2 separate regions of the Homo sapiens genome follow, and region 1 is linked to region 2. Evidence: chromatin loops called from intact Hi-C (ENCODE). Cell type or tissue: IMR-90. All regions are shown on one strand. Links, peaks and the distances in the headings refer to the core of each region. The heading gives the core; the rest is flanking DNA. Region 1 has its middle 8.8 kb from the start of PRKCE. Region 2 overlaps PRKCE (protein kinase C epsilon).

The links. A loop is a pair of places that touch in the nucleus more often than their neighbours do. Peaks named below come from ENCODE experiments on the same cell type or tissue, not always from the same donor. Only the 100,000 strongest peaks of a DNase experiment are listed, where the experiment ranks them.
Region 1: it touches region 2 in a loop (7-fold over the local background); 14 of 110 quality-filtered maps call a loop at or near these places.

Annotation. Positions count from the first base shown.
Region 1 is chr2:45,637,846-45,647,939 of GRCh38, reverse strand. No RefSeq gene overlaps it. Among named protein-coding and RNA genes, the nearest start is that of PRKCE, 8.8 kb to the left of the region's middle. RefSeq lists silencers at 3,994-4,203, 7,368-7,544. In IMR-90, for the core only: a CTCF peak has its summit at 4,104 (motif pointing left); no DNase peak of the experiment used is centred there; H3K4me3 peaks cover 577 bases; H3K27ac peaks cover 306 bases; H3K27me3 peaks cover 1,672 bases.
Region 2 is chr2:45,989,169-45,999,262 of GRCh38, reverse strand. The region is part of intron 6 of PRKCE (protein kinase C epsilon); the gene reads right to left. Among named protein-coding and RNA genes, the nearest start is that of EPAS1, 300 kb to the left of the region's middle. In IMR-90, for the core only: a CTCF peak has its summit at 5,668 (motif pointing left); DNase peaks (open chromatin) are centred at 5,662, 6,792 and 6,912; H3K27ac peaks cover 1,578 bases.

The sequences.
Region 1 (10,094 bases), core at 2,069-7,068, 350 kb after region 2:
GATAGTTAAGACCTCAGAGGGCCTGCAGATGGGTCTCAACTTTTTCCTGGAGAGACACCAAACATTCCAGCGGGCAAGCAGCATAACTAGAGTTAATACTTTACAAAGGCGATTTTGTGATGGATAAATATTTTTCTCTTCTGTAATTTTCCTCCAGAAGGCTCACCTCAAAACAGGGTATTAGACAAAGAGAAGATCCAAGTCTGAAGATGATTTACACTCTGTATAATCAAAATTGAAACTGTCTGTGGATACTGTTTAGATCAGCTGGAGGAAGCGGGGAAGGGGGAGCCAGAACCGTAGACTAGCGCGTTAATATTCATGTCCCTGTTGCTGTGCTGGTTGTTGCCATTTATAGAATGTTAATGGGCTTCTGCAAAGGTCTGCCTGGTCAGGGTCTATCATACATTCCACACATGCTCCGCTGAACAGAATCCAACCACCTGGGCCATGGGATGGAACGCGCAGCAGTATAATGACACAGAAACCTTCTAGAGCTCCGCTGGTCCTGCCCCAGCCTAGCCCCCACCCGACCCTGAGCCCCACTTCAAACTTTGCCCCACACCTATACTCCTGTGGTGGGCTTTTGTCTGCCCTGCCATGTCTTCTTATTTTGGCCCCATCTCAGCTCCGAATTCTGGCCCCATCTCTGCTCTATATTCTGTTGCAGTGACTCAGGCCAAGCTTCACTTAATACCTGCAAAGAGGTGGAGGGATCAGAGGCAGCCCTATCGAGCTTGCTGATGGATGCAGAAGGAGATGGCCTGGTGCCCCTATTCCTCAGGGCCTGTGACTGTGAGCCCTACTCACTAGGATGCCATTTGGAGAATAGCATAACATTCTTCATCTTCTGTGGGTCAGATGTTGGGTTGTGTCTTGGGATTTTTTTTTTATAAGGGACAGAGTCTCACTCTGTTGACCAGGCTGGAGTACAGTGACACAATCACAGTTCACTGCAGCCTTGGCCTCCCAGACTTGAGCAATTCTCCCACCTCAGCCTCCTGAGTGGCTGGGACTAAAGCCATGTGCCACCATGCCCAGCTAAAGTTTTTTGATTGTTTTTGTAGAGATGGGGTCTCACTATGTTGCTCAAGCTGGTCTTGAACTCCTGGACTCTAGTGGTCCTCCTGCATCAGCCTCCCAAAGTGCTGGGATTACAAGTGTGAGCCACCGTGCCTGGCCCCTGTCTTGGACTTTTAAGATCATATGTCAATCCAAGGGTCTTTACTAAGTACTTGCTATATATAGGATACTAGGGCAGGTGCTCCAGGGAGGATAAATAGCTATATGGATAATCCCTACTCTACCTGGGGAGATGAGTAGATCAATTCAGTCGGTCCTTTATTTAACAGTCAGTAGTGTCATGTCATGTCATTTGGAGCACTAGGGAAACAAAAAATGACAACACAAAATGGCCCTTTATTAGTCAGGATTGGCTAGGTCATGCTGCTGTAATAAGCTCTCCCCAGATCCCAACACCTTAAAAGAACAAAGCTTTCTTCTCATGCATGCTGTAAGTCTATGGCAGGTTGGTTGGGAGCTCTGCTTCCCATTAGCGTCATTCTCACTTCTGGATCCAGGCTGGCTAAAAAGTTACCATCTGGAACATGGCTGGTCATGGGCAGAGAGAAAAAGGATGTCTGGAGGGTCTTACACAGGCAATTAAATAGTCCACCTGGTGGCTCATGCCTGTAATCCCAGCATTTTGGGAGGCCCTGGGTAGCAAAACCTCATCTCTACAAAATAAAATAAAATTAAATTAAATTAAAAAAACATAGCTGAGCATGGTGACGGGTGCCTGTAATCCCTGCTACCTGGGAGGCTGAGGTGGGAGAATTGCTTGAGGAGGCTGCAGTGAGCCAAGATTGTGACACTGCACTTCAGCCTAGGCAACAGAGCCAGACCCTGTCCCCCACCTGCCCCCCACCCAAAAAAATCCATCTGGAAGTGCTAAATATCATTTGTGCCCACTAATTGTTAGCTAGAACCAGTCTCAGATCCCGCCTTCCCCAACCACAGGGTCTGGGAAGTTCTACCATCTGTACTGTCAAGGAGCATGGAATGTTTGGTGAATAGCACTGAAGACTGCCATAGACACTATTCTCAAATGACAGGTGCAGAAAGGTAATTCAAGGTGGCACACAATAAATAACAAATAATCAGCCCACTCAGAAAGCACTATAGGAACTTAGGGTAGCAATAATCACAGTAAGAGTCAGACTGTTTGACCGTCCTCCCTCCCTTTTGCTCTGGGCCACTGCATACAGAAGACTCCAGATGACATGGAGAATCCTGCCTAATATCAGAACCAGCAGCCATCCAAGCTCCTTTCCCCTCCCCGTTATATGCTTAACACCTCATGGGACGTGCAGTTCCTTAAAGCCACTTTAGAACCACGGCAGCACAAAGGAGGCATTTGGGCCCAACAGAACTGAGAAGACTTACTTGTTAAACTCTGTGGGATTTGAGGGATCACTTGGTTTGTTTAATTAATTAATTAAGTTTTTGAAATGGAGTCTTGCTTTGTCACCCAGGCTGCAGTGCGGTGGCACACAATCTCGTCTCACTGCTGCAACCTCAACCTCCCAGATTCAAGCAATTCTCCTGCCTCAGCCTCCTAAGTAACTGAGATTATAGGCACACACCACCATGCCCAGCTAATTTTTGTATTTTTTTTTAGTACAGACAGGGTTTCACCATATTGGCCAGGCTGGTCTCAAACTCCTGACCTCAAGTGATCCACCTGTCTCAGCCTCCCAAAGTGCTGGGATTACAGGCATGAGACACTGCGCCCAGACTATATTCTTTATTGTTATTAAATTCCTCTATTAAATGAGGAAACTGATACCTAGAGAAGTTAACTGACTTGCCAAAAAAAAAAAAAAAAAAAAAAACAGAAAAAAAAACCCCAAAACACTACCTAGAGGTCTAGACCCAAATCTTATACCTTATACATTGACTGTTCTTTCTACATTGCCATGCCGGAACCAAGGCAGCACTATTTAATGATAATCATGTCAATTACATTTTAATTCCTTGGAAACATTTTTATAAACCTAAGGTCTAGATTTGTTTTAATTTATTGGCTCCAAATTAAACTAGCCTTAGCACAGTGCAATATAATAATTCTTTCAATAATAATCTATACTATAATAACATAATTCTCAAGGGAACTATGATGTTGATAGAGTTCTTCCTTAAGTTGTTTGGTAATAAGAGTCTTTAAAACAAAAAGACTGAAAGACTTTGTTGTTCTTCAACTTCTATATTTTTGTGTCTCCTCTCCCAATACCAATAGAATTATTGAGGTATTTTTGGCGGATGGTTTGATGCTACCTGTAACCAAGTTTAACAGCTGTCTCCCAGGCTCCCCTGTGGATATTTTACCAATTAGCAGAATGACTGATCTGATTGTTCAGACTAGGTTATATATCTCTAGCACATTCTGGATATTTGGTGAATCCATTTTTATTTCTAATTTACCTTTCAGGATCAACAAGCTGGGGCTAAAGGGCAAGGAATATTGCCTTTTGTCACTGATAAGCATTTGCGTGTAACAGAATGTGTAACCAGAACTGCTTAAATCCACGGGTTCTGTTGCAACACATGTGTTGGAAAGCTGCGAATCTGTCCCACTTTAAGGCCCAAGTCCTCCATGCACCGGGCCTCATCCCCTAGCTGAAGCTGTAACTCCTCCCTCAACTCTCCTACCGCTTCTTCCTCACGTCTCGTTGGAGTTCCTGCCTCTCCCTAATATACTGTAGTATAGTTCTTTGGTACCTGTCTTTGATCCTGCCACTTCCCTAGAGGTCTTTAAATTTGGAGACCCAGGATGACTCATGTTGGTGCTGCTCGGTATCTTGGACATGGTAAATGCAACTTTGTGCTCTATACACATTTGAAATGAGAAGAGTGTGAAATAGTCTTCTTGTGGGTCTCTTCCCTTCTTGCCCAAATGAGTGCCTTGAGGATGGGTGGGTCTCTTCTCTCTTCTGCAACCCACCCGGCAAGCCTGCAGTGACAAAGTCGCTGCGCGCTCTGATGCCGGGCCGCACCGGGGGGCTCCAGGCCGCCCGCGCCCCACTCCGCGAGCCGACAGCGCCCTCTGGTGGACGCTGGCGCGCTCGCCCCAGTGGCTCCCGAGGCTCTCACCGCCTCCGCTGTCTCCGCTCCCTGTGGTGCCCCGCTCAGCCCCGGACCAGCCTGGGGGAAGCGACCCTTCTACGTCCTGGCCGGTCTAGTTTCTCTGTCGTCGGCTACCGGGTCCCTCAGGTCACCCCACCCCGGCCGGAGCCGGATGGAGAGGCGAAGAGAGCCTTGGGTCTAAAAAGGGGTCCGGCGAGTCCGCCTGCCATCCCGGCTTAGCGGGGGACGAAGGGTCGCAGGGTGGGGGCCAGGAGGCAGCCCCTCTCTTCTCCGCCCCAAGAGACTTCCCAAGGCCAAGGTTGGAGGGGGCGGCCGTTAGGCCTGGAGCCAGGAGAACAGAGACCCACAAGAACAGCAGAACAGAAAGCAACTGGGAGGGAGGGGAGTTAGAGGGGAGCCACAGTCCCAGGAGAATTCCTAAGGCCCCGGAGCAGAAAAGGCGGCAGACCCGGGCAAGAAGGGGACAGGCGTGGAGGGGGCTGGTCATGAGGCCGTTTGACCCAGGGTCACAGTGCAGCCACGGTGGAAAGGTGGCTCATTGTCCAGTCTAATTCAAGCTGTGTGACTTAAGTTACCTGCGCTCTGGAAGCTTCATTGGCTCTTAAGTGGAGATTAGAAGAGGCTAGGACTGCTCTGTGGATGAACGGACTATGAAAGTGTCCTGCACATAGTACATGGCCACTAGGACAACAGCGAGCTAGGGGGATAAGCCAAGAGGAAGACCACACGGCATGGGACCACTGCCGTTATCCACATGCCCCAGGCAGGCGGAGGTCAAATGCAGTCACTCGGTGTATGCCAAAACTGTGCCCCCCAACTTTTTTTTAAAGCAACTTGGCTTTTCAAAGTGAAGAATTCTGTTCTTATCGCTGCATTAGAGCCACAGGCCATCTATTTGACAGTTAAATCCAAGTTGGGTTCAGGAAAAATACAGATAAAGGATTTGTGGTCTAGGTTTGTAAGAAGCTAGAATTTGAAGGTAAAGGTATTCGAAGGGCCTTCAGACAGACCACAGAGACCACCCCTGCATTTTCCCAAACCCGAGGCTGCAGGTCAGCTCCTGAAGCTGAGGTGAGGGTTGTGGGAAGTGGCCGTACAATCCCACTGCAGGCATCGCCTCCAGGATGGGAGGTGCTGGGCATGGGAGCAGGTCAGGACCTGCTTGGAGGCTGCTTCTCGTCATCCCAGCACATAGCTGGGCTTACTTTTCTGAAAAACACAGAAGCCATCAGCTGGGTTTGCCCCCAAACCTGGCAACAGCTTAGGAAGGAAGAAAGAATGTCATTCCTCCATCCCACCAGGTATCATGGAAGCAGGTGGCTGGGCTCAGGCCTCCACCTGTCTCCTGGCCGCACCACCCAGCCCTGCTTCCCAGGGACTCTGCTCTGTGGATCACCCCTCACTTCTCTTCTCCACCCTCGTTCCCTCTACCGGTTGTTTTCCTTCAGTAAGTCTCAGCCCTTTTAAAAAAAATTGTAACCCTTCCTCACCTCACATTTCTGCCCAGCTACCACCTAACCCTCTCCTCTCTGTCCCTTGTTGTTATTTTTCAGTCTCCATTTTCTTTTCTTACTACCCACTCCCTCCTCAGCCCATATCATTGGGCTCACTGAAACATCTCTCACTTCCATGCTGCTAAAACTCATTTTTGTGGTCTGTACCTTATTTGACCACTTTCTTTGCCGCAAATGATGCTGTCTCCCCTCTCGCCTTGAAATGCTCCCTTCTTCTAGTTTCTTTTTTTGTTTGTTTGTTTTGAGACAGAGTCTTGCTCTGTTGCCCAGGCTGGAGTGCAGTGGCACCATCTCAGCTCACTGCAACCTCCACCTCCTGGGTTCAAGCAATTCTCCCGCCTCAGCCTCCAGAGTAGCTGGGACTACAGGCAAGCACCACCATGCCCGGCTAATTTTTGTATTTTTGGTAGAGACGGGGTTTCACCATGTTGGCCAGGATGGTCTCGATCTCCTGACCTCATGATCCGCCCACCTCGGCCTCCCAAAGTTCTGGGATTACAAGCGTGAGTCACCTGCCCAGCCCTTCTCCTAGTTTCAAGGACATCTGAACTCTCCAAGTTTTCTTCCTACTTGCTTGACGTCTCCTTGTCAGTTTCTTTTCTCCTCTTCCTCTGCCCATCTTTTAAATGCATCATTATGTTATAGTTACACTGCAGAATTAGTTATGTTATATTTACATATAACACAGCTAGTGTTATGTAATATGTAAATTATATGTAAGTTATGTTATATTTACATATATGTTATATATGTTATGTTATAGTTACACTGTTAAGACAATAATGTAAAAGTTATCTTGATGAATCATCAGGTGAGTGACCACAAGGTGCTGTGACTTTGAGGGAAGGAAAGATAGATCACTGAGGCCTAAAGTGGTAAGGAAAGTCCCTGTGGAAGAAGAGAGGTGGACAATGGGCATAGACAAGATGCTAGAAGTTCAGAGGTAGAGAAAAAGAATGGACATTCCTGCTGGAGTAACTTCCTACTAAATACACAGAGGGGTGAACCTAAAGATTTAATCCAATGATTTTTAAACATCTCTTTGGGGACAGCACTTTGCTAGGCATGGCATAAAATTGAAAAGAAAGATGAGAGCCCCTTGTTTAAATTTTAGTTACTATTCCCATGAAATGATTAAATAGCACTATAAGGTAGCATTTGATCGAGATAAAGACGGTAGAAAGAAGGCAGAGGTCACATGGGCTTCCTGGAAGTGGCAAAACCCACGGGCTATCATGATCTGTATGAATTAGGGTAGGCTGACTGCTCTAACACGTAGATCCCCAAATGCATAAAAGCTCAAACACAGTAGTCATTTACTTCATGCTCATGTAGCAGTATTGGGTAGGTCAACAAATCAAAAGGGTGGCCCTGTCCTCAGGCTTCCACAGTCACCCTGAAGGTTGTCACCAGTGGAGCCATCCAGATAGAGAACAGATTACTGGGGAGCAAGTCTGGGAGGGTGTTATGGGCCAGGTCACTCGCATCCCATTGGCTAGGACTTAGTCACATGGTCACATATAATTGCCAGGGAGGCTGGGAAGCACAGCCCTGTAGTGTGCCCAGGAAGAAGAGGAGAGCCTGGCTTTTTGGTGAGCAGTGAGCAACGTCTCCCACTGGGTCCTTTCATCCTTTGCTGGAGATAAGGATGATCTGTTTGGGTTAACCCTCAGTGCAGAATTGAACCCCTCTCCATTTTCCTCTCCCTTTCCCCATCTTATTCCGTATAAAAAAGGCTATGAGGACTCTGTGGTGCAAGTGAAAGAGACACAGGTGCAGGTGTGGGCCAAGATAAGGACGATGAGGTGTGATGAAGAGGAGGCCATGCACTGGGCTAGGTGTGTCTAGAGAGGACATTCTCTTCCAGCTTCTCTCCTTCTGCCCATTAAAATGCCAAGTTGCCCTCATCTCTGGTGTGAGTTGTGGCATGGTGGGAGTCATCCCCGACTCTTTCCTGGGAGTGGGAGGAGGTCCATTCCCAACCCACAAATGAAACGTGGTCAGTGTCCTCCGTGCAGGTGACCTTAGAGTTGCTGCAATGCAGTGAAGGCTGATGAGCGAGTCACCTGGCACAGGCTTCAGATGTAATGATGGTCTGTACTTTGAACTTTTTAGGGAGCTTTTATATCCATCCCTCCTTTTTCCCCTCTTCTCAACCACAGTGCAGGGCAAGTATTATTCCCATTTTAAAGACGGGGCTACTAGAACTCAGAGAAAGTAAAGGACTCAAGTGCATCAGATCCAAGAGGAGAGCCTGGTTCTCCAGATCCCCAGACAAGGCTTCCCTCCTATGACCAACCTTGTCCACTTTATATGTGAAATGAGCTGGTGAGTATGTTTTATAATTCCCTGGAGTCTGAGTCTCCAAGGAAGCCCCCCCACCCCGCCAGGCAAAGGCCACTGCTCCAGCTGGTGCGCTGCACAGAGACCCAGGCTCAGACATCAGGACCTTCCATCCGCTCTTAGCTGCTGACCTGGCCTGGGGGCTGGGGAGGTGAAGAGGTGAGTGCATTGGCATCAGAATTCAACAGGCAAGGCACTGTTCTGCACACGGGGAAACAAAGCCCACACTGCCCCCTAAGGGGCCTTAACAGCCCCTTGGACACCTTGCTGAATGCTTTCAGAGGGGCACAAACTTTACCCCACCTTTGGGTTAGGGTAGATGTCGCTCAAGCTTTTGCCTCACTGAAGGATTTCCTATTGACGGTTAGTCTTTTCCCTATATCTCTCTCCCTCTGCCTCTCCCCTGTCTTCCCTTTCTCTGAGCCTGTTAGACCTCAGGGTTAACTTCTGACAAAGGAAGCTTTTCTGGCTCATTTTGTTCTTGCAAATGCAAATGTAAGCTAACCAGGAAAGAAGGCCAGGGACCTCAAAGCAGGTTGGTGTTCTTCCTGGAGCGTGAGAACCAAGTATGGAAGCCTTCTCCTAGGGCCTGAGATGTCTCAGGGAGCTTGGAGAAAAGATGACAGCCCTGCGGATGAAAGGGTCCTGTTAACCTCTAGGGTGTGGCAGCTCAAGGCTCTGCACTTTGGGACCATCCCAGGTGCTTCCTGATCTAGGAAAGGAAGGAGAAAACGATGCTGTCCTCACTCCCTGAAAACCATGCCAGCTCCTCTTCCTTGCCTGCATCCTGTCCCTATTATTCCCTCTCCCAGGACTCCCTGGCCCATTCTGTGGGCCTCACCTTAGAAGGCATTTCTTCTAAGTGACTCTCCTGATCTCTCATCAGCCCACACTACATTTTATTGTCATCACTGTTCTACTTGCTTGTTTCCCAAAAAGCAGAATTACAGTGGTGCTCATAAGGCTTAAGCTTTAGGGCCCTTCATTTGCTGTGCTCCCTCCAAGCCCCACTTTCTAATTTGGTGTTCTTTTTCCAAAAGAGGGCTCTCCAAATTGCTTAAGCTTCAGGTCCCATGAAACCCAGGTTCACTCATGGCCTTTCCCACTACTGTGCAAACTTCCTGAATCAGGGACTGTGCTTCAGATTCCATGGAGTATTTTTAGGGAGTGGAGGTCTTCCTAGGCTCCAATAAACATTTGTTAAATAAAAGAGAAAGGAAGAAAGAATTCTTAGCTAGTGCTTAGCTGCCCAGTGGTTCTCATGAAGACTCCCCAGCACTGTCACCTGTGCAATCCGGATGGCTCTTATGGGGTGCCCGTCCCTACAGCACAGTGTAGTGTGCAGGAGGAATCCATCTGGGAAGCTCTAGGATCTTAGGAAAATCACCTGCCTCTCGATGAGCCTGCATTTATTCAAATGCAATAGGGGGTTGTAACCACTAATTACCAGTAAGTACAGTAGCTGGCACAACTGCATCTCAGAAAATAATAGTTTCTGTTATATACACCGTCCCTATGGAACATTTCATTCTTAATTCTTTTAGCTCTAGGACCTACAGCTTCCCCTTTCCCCCACGGTGGTTCCTGGATAATGGGGTTTTGGTGTGAAGAGTCAGGGCACACAAAGGGATTTGCCCTGCACCCAGCGTCCCACTAAGTTTGGCTCCAGGACCAGATCTGGGTATCCCCCTATACACTGTTCCTTCTGACAGCGAGATGTAGAACTGCATGGAAAGAGTCAAAGAACTTGAATGATGATATAAATGAAATATAGGGAAACAATGTGGTTAAGTGCCTTTCCCTTTGCAGCCATGGTTTTCCAGCCATTTGACCCACTGGAACCCTAAGGTATGTATCTCTCAGTGCGGTAAAGGAGTAGTTATTTTTCTCTGTTTCCACAGAGAAGAAAGTGAGACTGAAATGACCTTGAGCCACATGCCTGAAGTGCCAGGGCTGGCAAGTGGCAGACCCAGAGCCGCAGCGTAGGTCCATGTTCTTATCACCCTGGACATGGCCCTCATCCCCTGTCCTTCAGTGAAGGATTGATCCAGATCCCCAGACAAGGCTTCCCTCCTATGACCAACCTTGTCC
Region 2 (10,094 bases), core at 2,682-7,681:
CTTGTAAGAAATGTTAAAAGTAGTTCTTCAGAGAGAAGACAAATGATACAGCTCAGAAACTTGGATCTACATGAAAAAGAGAGCAGGTAAAGAAAGGTGAAGAAATAAGTGGAGGTAAAATAAAAACTTTTATTTTTATTCTTAATTAATTTAACAGCTAATGGTTTGCCCAAAATCATAATATTAGTAATGTGCTGATTATGTGTAATTATAGTATTTCATATATGCTAGGTATGCTTATGTGTAAGTGAAATAAATGATAGTAATGAGACAAGGATGGCAGGGAGGAATTAGGATAATTTTGTTATTATAAGGTACTTGTACTGTCATGAAGCAGCACAATATTATTTGAAAGTAGATTTGGATTTGTTGTAAATGCATACTGCAAACTCCACAGCAAGCACTAAAATAAGTAAAAAAGAAAGTATAAATGATACGCTAAGAAAGGAGAGAAACAATACGAACATATTAAATGCTCAATTAAAACCACAAAAGGCAGAAAATGAGTGGAAGACAAACATAGAAACAAAGAATAAGGGCAACAAATAGAAAACAGTACTAACTATAGTAGATATTAACCCAAGTATGTCAATAATCAATAATCATTGACTTCAAATGTCAATAGTCTAAATATACCAATTAAAAGACAGATTGTTAGAGTGGATCAAAAAAAACAAGACCCAACTAACTATATGTTGTTCACAAGAAACCCACCTTAAAGACACATACAGATTAAAAGTAAAGACATAGAGTAAGATATACCATGCTAACACTAAACCCAAAAAAGCAGAAAAGCTAAATTAATTTCAGACCCAGCAGACTTCAGAGCAAGGAAAGTTATTAGGGATAAAAAGGTCAATTCTCAAAAAAGACGTAATTTTTAACGTGTATGTACCTAAAACCAGAGCATCAAAGTAAGTGAGGCAAAAACTGATGGTACTACAAGGAGAAACAGATGATGCTGCTATTATAATTGGAGACTTCAGCACCCCTTTATTCAAAAATAAACAGATCTAGCAGGCAGAAACATTAATCAAATCAACAGCAACATTAATCAACAGCAACATTAATCAACTGAATCAACAGCAACATTAATCAACTGAATATAACTGACATCTATCAACAACTTCATTCGGTGACAGAAGAATACACATTCTTCTCAAGATATGAAGCAATCACCAAGAAAGACCACATTCTGGGCCATAAAATACACCTTAACAAATTTAAAAGAATGGAAATCATACAATGTTGGCTTTAGACCACAATGGAATTAACCTGGAAATCAATAAGAGAAAGATAGCTCAAAAATTCCAAAATACTTGGAGATTAAACACATTGCTAAATAGCATATGAGTGAGAAAAGAAATCTCAAGATAAGTTTTAAAATATTTTGAATTAATTAAAATACAACTTACCGGCCGGGTATGGAAGCTCATGCCTGTAATCCCAGCACTTTGGGAGGCCAAGGCAGGTGGATCACTTGAGGTCAGGAGTTTGAGACCAGCCTGGCCAACATGGCAAAACCCCATCTCTACTAAAAATACAAAAATTAGCCAGGTGTGGTGGCGTATGCCTGCAATCCCAGCTATTTGGGAGGCTGAGGCAGGAGAATCGCTTGAACTCGGGAGGCAGAGGTTGTAGTGAGCCGAGATCATACCACTGCACTCCAGCCTGGGTGACAGAGTGAGACTCTGTCTCAAAAAAATAAATAAATAAAATAAAAATAAAAAATGAAATAAAATAAAATACAACATCAAAATTAGTGGGATATAGCAAAAGCAGTGCTTCAAAGGAAGTTTATAGCATTGAATGCATATATTAGGAAAAACATTCTAAAAATCAATAATCTAAGCCTCTATCTTAGGAAACTAGAAAAAGGAGACCAAAGTAGCTTACTTAAATCCAAAGTAAGCAGGAGAAAAGAAATAATAAGAATTAGAGCAAAAATCATTTGAATTAAAAACAGAAAATCAGTAGAGAAAAACCAACAACAAAAAGCTGGTTCTTTGTAAAGAGCAATAGACTCAATAAGCCTCTAGTAAGGCTAGTGAGAGAGAGAGAGAGAAAGAGAAGACACAAATTATTAATATCAGAAATGAGAGGACATCATTATGGATCCTATGGGCATTAAAAGAATAAAAGAGTATTATAAAGAATATTATGCCTATCATTTGATAACCCACACAAAATGAGACTAATTCCTTAAAATACACAATCTGCCACAACTTACATAAGAAGACATACACAGTACAAACAGGCTTATCTTGTAAAGCAATAGAATCAATCATTAATAACCTTCCAAAACAGAAAGCACTAGGCCCAAATGGTGAATTCTGCCAAACACTTAAGGAAGAAATTATATCAATTCTCTATAATATCTTCTAGAAGAAAGAAACAGACAGAATATATCCTAACTCATTTTAGGAGGCCACCATTACCATAATATCAAAGCAAAGATATTATAAAATCTACAGATCAATAACTTTTATGAATATGAATGCAAAAAATCTTCAACAACAATCAGCAAATTGAATCCAACAATTTATAAAGAGAATTACACACCATGACCAAGTAGGATTTATCCCAGGCAAGCAAGGCTGGTTCAACATTTGAAAAATCAACTAATGTAATCAATTGTTATCAATAGACTAAAGAGAGAAAAAAAATCAAATAATTCTAACAATAGATGTAGACAAAGCATTTGACAAAATCCAAACCTATTTATGATAAAATATCTCAGTAAACAAGGAACTGAAGAGAATTTCCTCAACTTAATAAAGAACATCAACAAAAACCCTACAGCCAATTTCATACTAAGATCAGGAACACAAAAAGGATGCTCCCTCTCACCACTCCTTTTCAACACTATACTGGAAGTTCTAACTAATGCAGTAAGACAAGAAAAAGAAATAAAAAGTATACTGATTGGAAAGGAAGAAATAAAACTATAAAACTATCTTTGTTTGTAGATGATATGATTGTCCATGTAGAAAATCCAAAAGAATCAACAAAAAACTCCTGGAACCAATAATGATTATAGCCAGATTGAAGAATACAAAGTTAATATACAAAAGTCAGTTGTTTTCCTATACACCAGCAATGAACAAATGGAATTTAAAAATAAAAACAATACCATCTATGTTATCATTCCCCCAAATGAAATATTTACATATAAATCTCACAAAATATGTACAAGATCTATATAAGTAGAACTACAAAACCGTTGTGAAAAAAATCAAGAACTAAATACATATAGAGATATACCGTATTCATGGATAGAAAGACTCAGTATTTGTCAAGATGTCTTTCCAAACTCGATCTATATATTCAACGCAACCTTAATCAAAATCCCAGCAAGTTATTTATGGATATCGACAAACTCATTCTAAAGTTTATATGGAGAGGCAAAAGACCCAGGCAAAAGACCCAAGCAAAAGGCTAACACAATATTGAAGAAAAAGAACGAAGTCAGAAGACTGACACTACCCAATTTCAAGACTTACTATAAAGCTGAAGTAATCAAGACAATGTGGAATTGGCAAAACATCAATGGAACAGACAAATAGATCAATGGAACAGAACAGACAGCCCAGAGCAGACCCGCACAAATACAGCCAACTGATCTTTGACAAAGAAGCAAAGGCAATAAAATGGAGCAAAGACAGTTTTCAACAAATGGTGCTAGAAAAACTAGACATGCAAAACAGTGAATCTAGACACAAACCTTACGATCTTCACAAAAATGAATCCAAAATGGACTGTAGACCTAAATGTAAAAGGCAAAACTATGAAACTCCTTGAAGATAATATAGAAGAAAATATAGGTAACCTTGGCTACACAGATAACTTTCTTGATGCAACACCATGATGCATGGACATGATCCATGAAAAAAAGAGCTGATAAGCTGAACTTCATTAAAATAAAAAACTTTTGCTCTGTCCCCCACCTCCCCAAACTAAAACAAACAAACAAACAAACAAAAAACAAACAAAACCAAACCACACACTGCCAATAGAATAAAAAGACAAGTAACAGACTGGGAGAAAGTATTTACAAAAGACATATATGATAATATATGCCTATATTATCCAATATAGGCAACAAACTCTTAAACTTAACAATAACAAAATGAATAACCCAATGGGCAAAAGACTTGAGCATACACCTCGCCAAAGAAGATATTCAGATGGTAAATAAGCATAGGAGAAGATGCTCCACTTCATGTGTCATTAGGAAATTACAAATTAAAACAATGAGATACCACTACACACCTATTAAAATGGCCAAAATACAAGGAGGTAACTGATAACACCCAATGCCATTCAGGATATGAAGCAACAGGAACTTTTTATTCATTGCTGGTAGGAATGCATAGTGGTCCAGCCACTTTGAGAGACAGTTTGGCAGTTTCTTACAAAACTAAATATACCATTACCATAAGATCCAGCAATTACACTACTGATATTTACCCAAATGAGGTGAAGAGTTATGTTCATATAAAAACCCGCACATGGATGTTTATAGCAGTTGTATTCATAATTGCCAAAACTTGAAAGCAAGCAAAATGTCCTTTAGTAGGTGAACGGATAAACTATGGTATATCCAGACACTGAAATATTATCCAGCCTTAAAAAGAAGTGAGTTAGCAACTGTGAAAAGACATAGCAGAACATTAAATGCATATTGCTAAGTGAAAGGTGCCAATCTCAAAAGGCTATCCCCTGTATCATTCCAACTATAGGACATTCTGGAAAAGGTAAAACTATGAAAATGGTAAAAAGTTTAGTGGTTACCAGGGGTTAGGAGAGAGGGAGGGATGAAGAAGCAGAACACAGAGGATTTTTAGTGCAGTAAAACTATTCTGTAAGATACTATAATGGTAGATTCATGTCATTATACATTTGTCCAAAATCATGGAAATGTACACCACCAAGAGTGAGCCCTAATGTAAACTATGGACTTTGATGATGATGTGTCAATGAAGGTTCACTGACCGTTAACAAATATACCACTCCGTTGCAGAATGCTGATGGTGAGGGAGGCCGTGCATGTGTGGAGGCAGAAGGTTTGTGGAAAATCTTTATACCTTTGACCTATTTTGTTGTGAACCTAAAACTACTCTAAAAAGTAAAGTCTACTAAAAATGTTTAAAAACCAAAACTGTTCCTGGAGTGAAGCCAGGCAGGATAAGCAGCCAGATCTCCGTAATGCTCTACATAACCTGGTCACCTGTCTGGAGAGAGCCCCCCCAGACCAGCCTGGACAGTTCAACTGAGCTACTGAACCCAAGATGCCCATTGGGCTAAAGGTGGGGGTGGGGTGAGGTGGTGGCAGGGTGGCTTTCTCAGGACAAAAACAAACAAGAAAACTCCAGCGCAGCCAGGCCATGGCACCGACTTGACTAATGGAGTTATCACTAATAACTCTGATCCGCGGGCTGATCAGAGACCAGGCAACAGCACTGTGCCCAGAATTCTGTCCCCACTACCCTGCCTCATTGCATCAGCTGCCCTTTGATGCTCATTCACCACACCTGCTCCACCCACCAAACCCATGAAAGCTGTCTTCTGCCTCTCTGTGAAGTGACGGAAAAGAGAATAAAAGAGCCAAGTTGAGAATTTCTTGAGAAGGGCAACTAACTTGTCTACATAACTTGACCACTAGCTCCCTCTGGTGTTGAAATGCCAGACCTGTCTGTCCTGACAAAACAACTTGGGCTGGCAGGTCGGCAAAGGGGGTATCTTTTTTTGGTTTTGGTTTTGAGGACTTTGCCTTTTATTTTTAAAAAGTCTGCTATTTCCCCTGAGTTATGTACTCATCTTAATATGTAAAAAAAATCTCAATCACACATCAGTTAGCATGCACGATGTGAGATAGTGACTTTGAAAGTGCTTTGAAAAGTCTGGAAATGCCAGGGCAAAGTGGTGAGGAAGGGGAGCTCCAGTTACTCTGGGCAGCCATAACGGGAGCAAGATGGGCTCCTGGAGGCTGCAGGTGTCACTGGGAGGCCACAGACCAGCAAAGGACAGTGGGCGTCCCTGTTGGAACCAAAAGAAACCTGAGATGCATTTGCATTAATGTGGCCAAATGAACCACCCACCCCCACCCCTCACAACACTACTGGGGAGCACCAAGGCCAAAGGCCGTGAGCCCCTGCTGCCAATCCACTCCCAGCCCTAGGCTGCCCTTTAAGGCTTCTCTTTCCAGAATGCCTCTCAGTGCTCACTTTCACTGGTTTCATTTGGATAAAGTTGTACCGGGAAGAAATAGATCTGCTTTGCCAGGGGCTCTTACAAAAAGAGAAGCGCTCTTCTACTACTACCCAGCTATTCACCACACATTTGTTGAGGACCTACTATGTGCTGGGTGGTGCAGCAGCAGCAGTGTTGTCTGGGGACACACTGGGGTTCAGGCACTCTGACTTTCACCTTCTATCACACATCCTACCGTCATTTGGAGAGACTTGGTTTCCATGTTTCCACCCTTTTTATAGCTGAGATTGAAGCAAAAGGCAGGCCAGGCTCCTGGGAATTCCTCCAAAGCAAGCAGACAACCTTCTGGGAATGGTGACAGAGCCACTCCTAAGGAGGGGCCCAGGCCCATGTATGCTGCAGGAATTTCTTTATGTTGGGGTAATTTGGCCCTTGAGGGTGAGCCAGGGCAATGGTTTGATTTCATAACAGGTTCCAGTCATGCCAAGCTCAGAGACAGAGAGCAAATATTTGCAAATGGGAAATTGTGTGCTTGTGCAATGGAAGTTGGCAGGGGTGTGAGAGTGAACGACCGCAAAGTCGTTCACGCAGAATGAGGAGAAAGGAGGTAAGAGGGATGCCCCCCTGGGGTCATGCTGGGCCAAATGTCATCACCAGAAAGAGATTTTGGAGTCCTGATCACACCAGAACCGTGACTCAGAGCTTTCCGGGGACCACGATCGGCCGCTTGTCTGCTACCCAGCATTCCTCAGATCAAAGCTCAGACTGAATTTTCAGCCAATCTGCCACGTGTACAGGGGACATTCTCATGGTCCCCAGGCATTGTGGATGTTACTGCAAAGGATTCTGAGTCAACCAAAGCACTCCTGTGGCATTCTTTCTCCCTACACCCCTTTCCAGGCCCTCTCTTGCCTGTAAATTGCTCACACTTATTTCTGACTCAATGCCTGAATTATCGCCTATGATTTCACTTATTATGTTCAATGACCAAGCACAGTGCAAGTTTCTAGAGAACTAAAGTAATGTTTTATCTCCAGGTTCACCACGACGCCTTGCACAAATCAGGACAACATGCTTTTCAGTTATTCTAACTCTACGGAAAGTAGTAGTACTACAGTGGCATAAATGACACCTCTCAGACCAGACCCAATAGATAACAGGGAACTAGAATCCCAAGCTCACCATGCAAGCCACACAAATTAAACGTCAATGAAAAGGAAGGTAAAGCAGTCCATTAACATGGCTTGACTTTAAAGCAAACAAGTAAAAGTGCCCTTATGTAATTCCCTCCTTGTATAATTCAACCACAAAAAGACAAGGGTTTAAAGTGATTGTTTGATTTCTGTGGGCCTTTCTTTCATAATTATTCACACATATGCATGAAAAGGTATGTATGAGGATGTCTGTGACAGCATAAATTAAAATGGCGACAACACACAAACCAGTAAACATCCATCAAGAGGGCAACATTTTAAACAATCTACGGAACATCCACAATGTGGACTCTTTCTAGTAAGTAAAGTAGATGTCTGTACACTGCCTTGGAAATACTCCAAGACATACTGTAGAAAAGCAAATTATATAACTATGCACGGAGGATTGAATTAACAAATATTTATTGGATGTCAGTGTGCAGGCACTGTTCTAGATGCTGGGTAAACAGAGAATAAAACAGACAAAAAAAAATCTCTGTCCTCATGGACCTTGTATTTGGATTGGGAGAGACAGAAATTAACATTATAAGGTCTGGCGTGGTGGCTCATGCCTGTAATCCCAGCACGTTGGGAGGCTGAGGTAGGTGGATCACTTGAGGTTGGGAGCTAAAGACCACCCTGGCCAACATGATGAAACCCCATCTCTACTAAAAATGTAAAAATTTGCCGGGCGTGGTGGCAGGTGCCTGTAATCCCAGCTACTTGGGAGGCTGAGGCAGGAAGATCACTTGAACCCAGGAGGCAGAGGTTGCAGTGAGCTGAGATTGCACCGCTGCACTCCAGCCTGGGTGACAAAGTGAGACTCTGTCAAAAAAAAAAAAGAAGAAAGAAAGAAAGGAAGAAAGAAAGAAACTAACATTATACAAGTAATTTAGACTGGGTGCAGTGGCTCACACCTGTAATCCCAGCACTTTGGGAGGCTGAGGAGGACGGATCACTTGAGGTCAGGAGTTTGAGACCAGCCTGGCCAACATGGTGAAACCCTGTCTCTATTAAAAATACAAAAATTAGCCTAGTGTGGTGGCATGCACCTATAGTCCCAGCTACTCCAGAGGCTGAGGCAGGAGAATTGCTTGAACCTGGGAGGTGAAAGTTGCAGTGAGCTGAGAGCCGAGATCATGTCACTGCACTCCAGCCTGGGCAACAGAGCGAGACTCCATCTCAAAAAAAAAAAAAAGAAAGTAATTTAGAATATTAGAAGATGATAAGTGCTATGTTAGAAAAAAAAGCAGAGGAAGTAAGAGACGAGAGACAAGAGCTTGAGAGCTACCCAGTGGTCAGGGTAGACCCCATAGACAAGACGATTGCATTTGTGAGGAGGCGAAGGGGATGTGGATGGGGAGGTGCAGGTGTGCCAGGCAGCCCCTAAGCTGCCTCCTGATTGCCCCTGCCTCATAGTGTTCATGCTTTTATGTAACTCCCTCCCTTGGAGAGGACTGGACGTAGTGATTCTCTTCTAATGAACAGAAAACATCAAAAGCGATAAGATGTCCCATTGCCTCGTGTCTGGGGCATCTTTTCTCACTTTCTTGTTTGCATTGAAGGAAGCCAGTCACTGTGTGGAGAGGCCCATACGGCAGAGAACTGATGTTTCTGGTCAGTGGCCATGTGGGCGAGCTTGGAAGTGGATCCTCTTCCAGTTGAGTTTTCAGATGAGACAACAGCCCCAGCTCTCAGCTTGACTGAAACCTCATGAGAGTCAGATGCACCCAGCTAAGCTCCATCCAGATTTCTGACCAGCGGAAACTCTGAGAAAATAAGTATTGGTTGTTTTACACCACTATGTCCTGGGGTCATTTGTTATGTAGCAATAGACTCTAACGCAGTGTGTGTGAGTATCCGTGCAGCAAAGGCACACAAAAAGAGGACATTTTTAGAAGTAAGAGGACCCATAGCACATTTTTAGAAGTCTGAGGATGAAAGTGGAAAGAGAATATAAAGAAAGCCTTTAATATTTTTAATATATATCTAACTTCAGTCTTGCTTGGATCTTTGACAGTAAGAACAGTGAGAATGTATTTATGTATTGTGCTCTTTATAATTCTAAAAATAAAAGTTGAAGTTACGACAAGGGACCTAGCTGTTAAAAATAGTAAAGGACTGACATTTTCAGAAATGTTGAAAATTAAAAATTATTCTGCATGTTTTTAGTGTTTTTAAGTATCCAAAATACTTTTTTTTTTTTTTAAACAAGGAAAGGAAGGAAGGAGGGAGACAGGCAGGCCTTTCTTTCATCTTTATGGCTCTGCACAGCCACCCCAAGGTATGTGGCTAAGATCACTCCATTTTTATTTTTTATTACTGTCCTCAGAAGGGAAGAGGGCAGTTGGGGTTAAAAGCCAAGGGCACTAAGCCAGGGTGACCTGCTTGCAACCTCCCAGCTAGGCAGTACCCAAACCAGGACAGCTCCTCCAAATCCTAGCCTGTGATCTCTTCAGGCCACCACTCCTGTTTACTACTTACTGGAGAGGAGGGGACACCCTGTCCCCTTGGCCCCTGAAAACAGCCGCAGATCAGAGCAGTTATTAAGATGTGTGTCAGAGAGAGGCAGGAGCGAGGAAGAAGATTCTTTAGGAATCTCCAGGCCAGGTCTTCGTGGAGTACACCTTCCTCCCTGTGCCTCGTCCCCTGTCCTGGAGGACAGCAGGTGCAGAGCATTCACCCCAG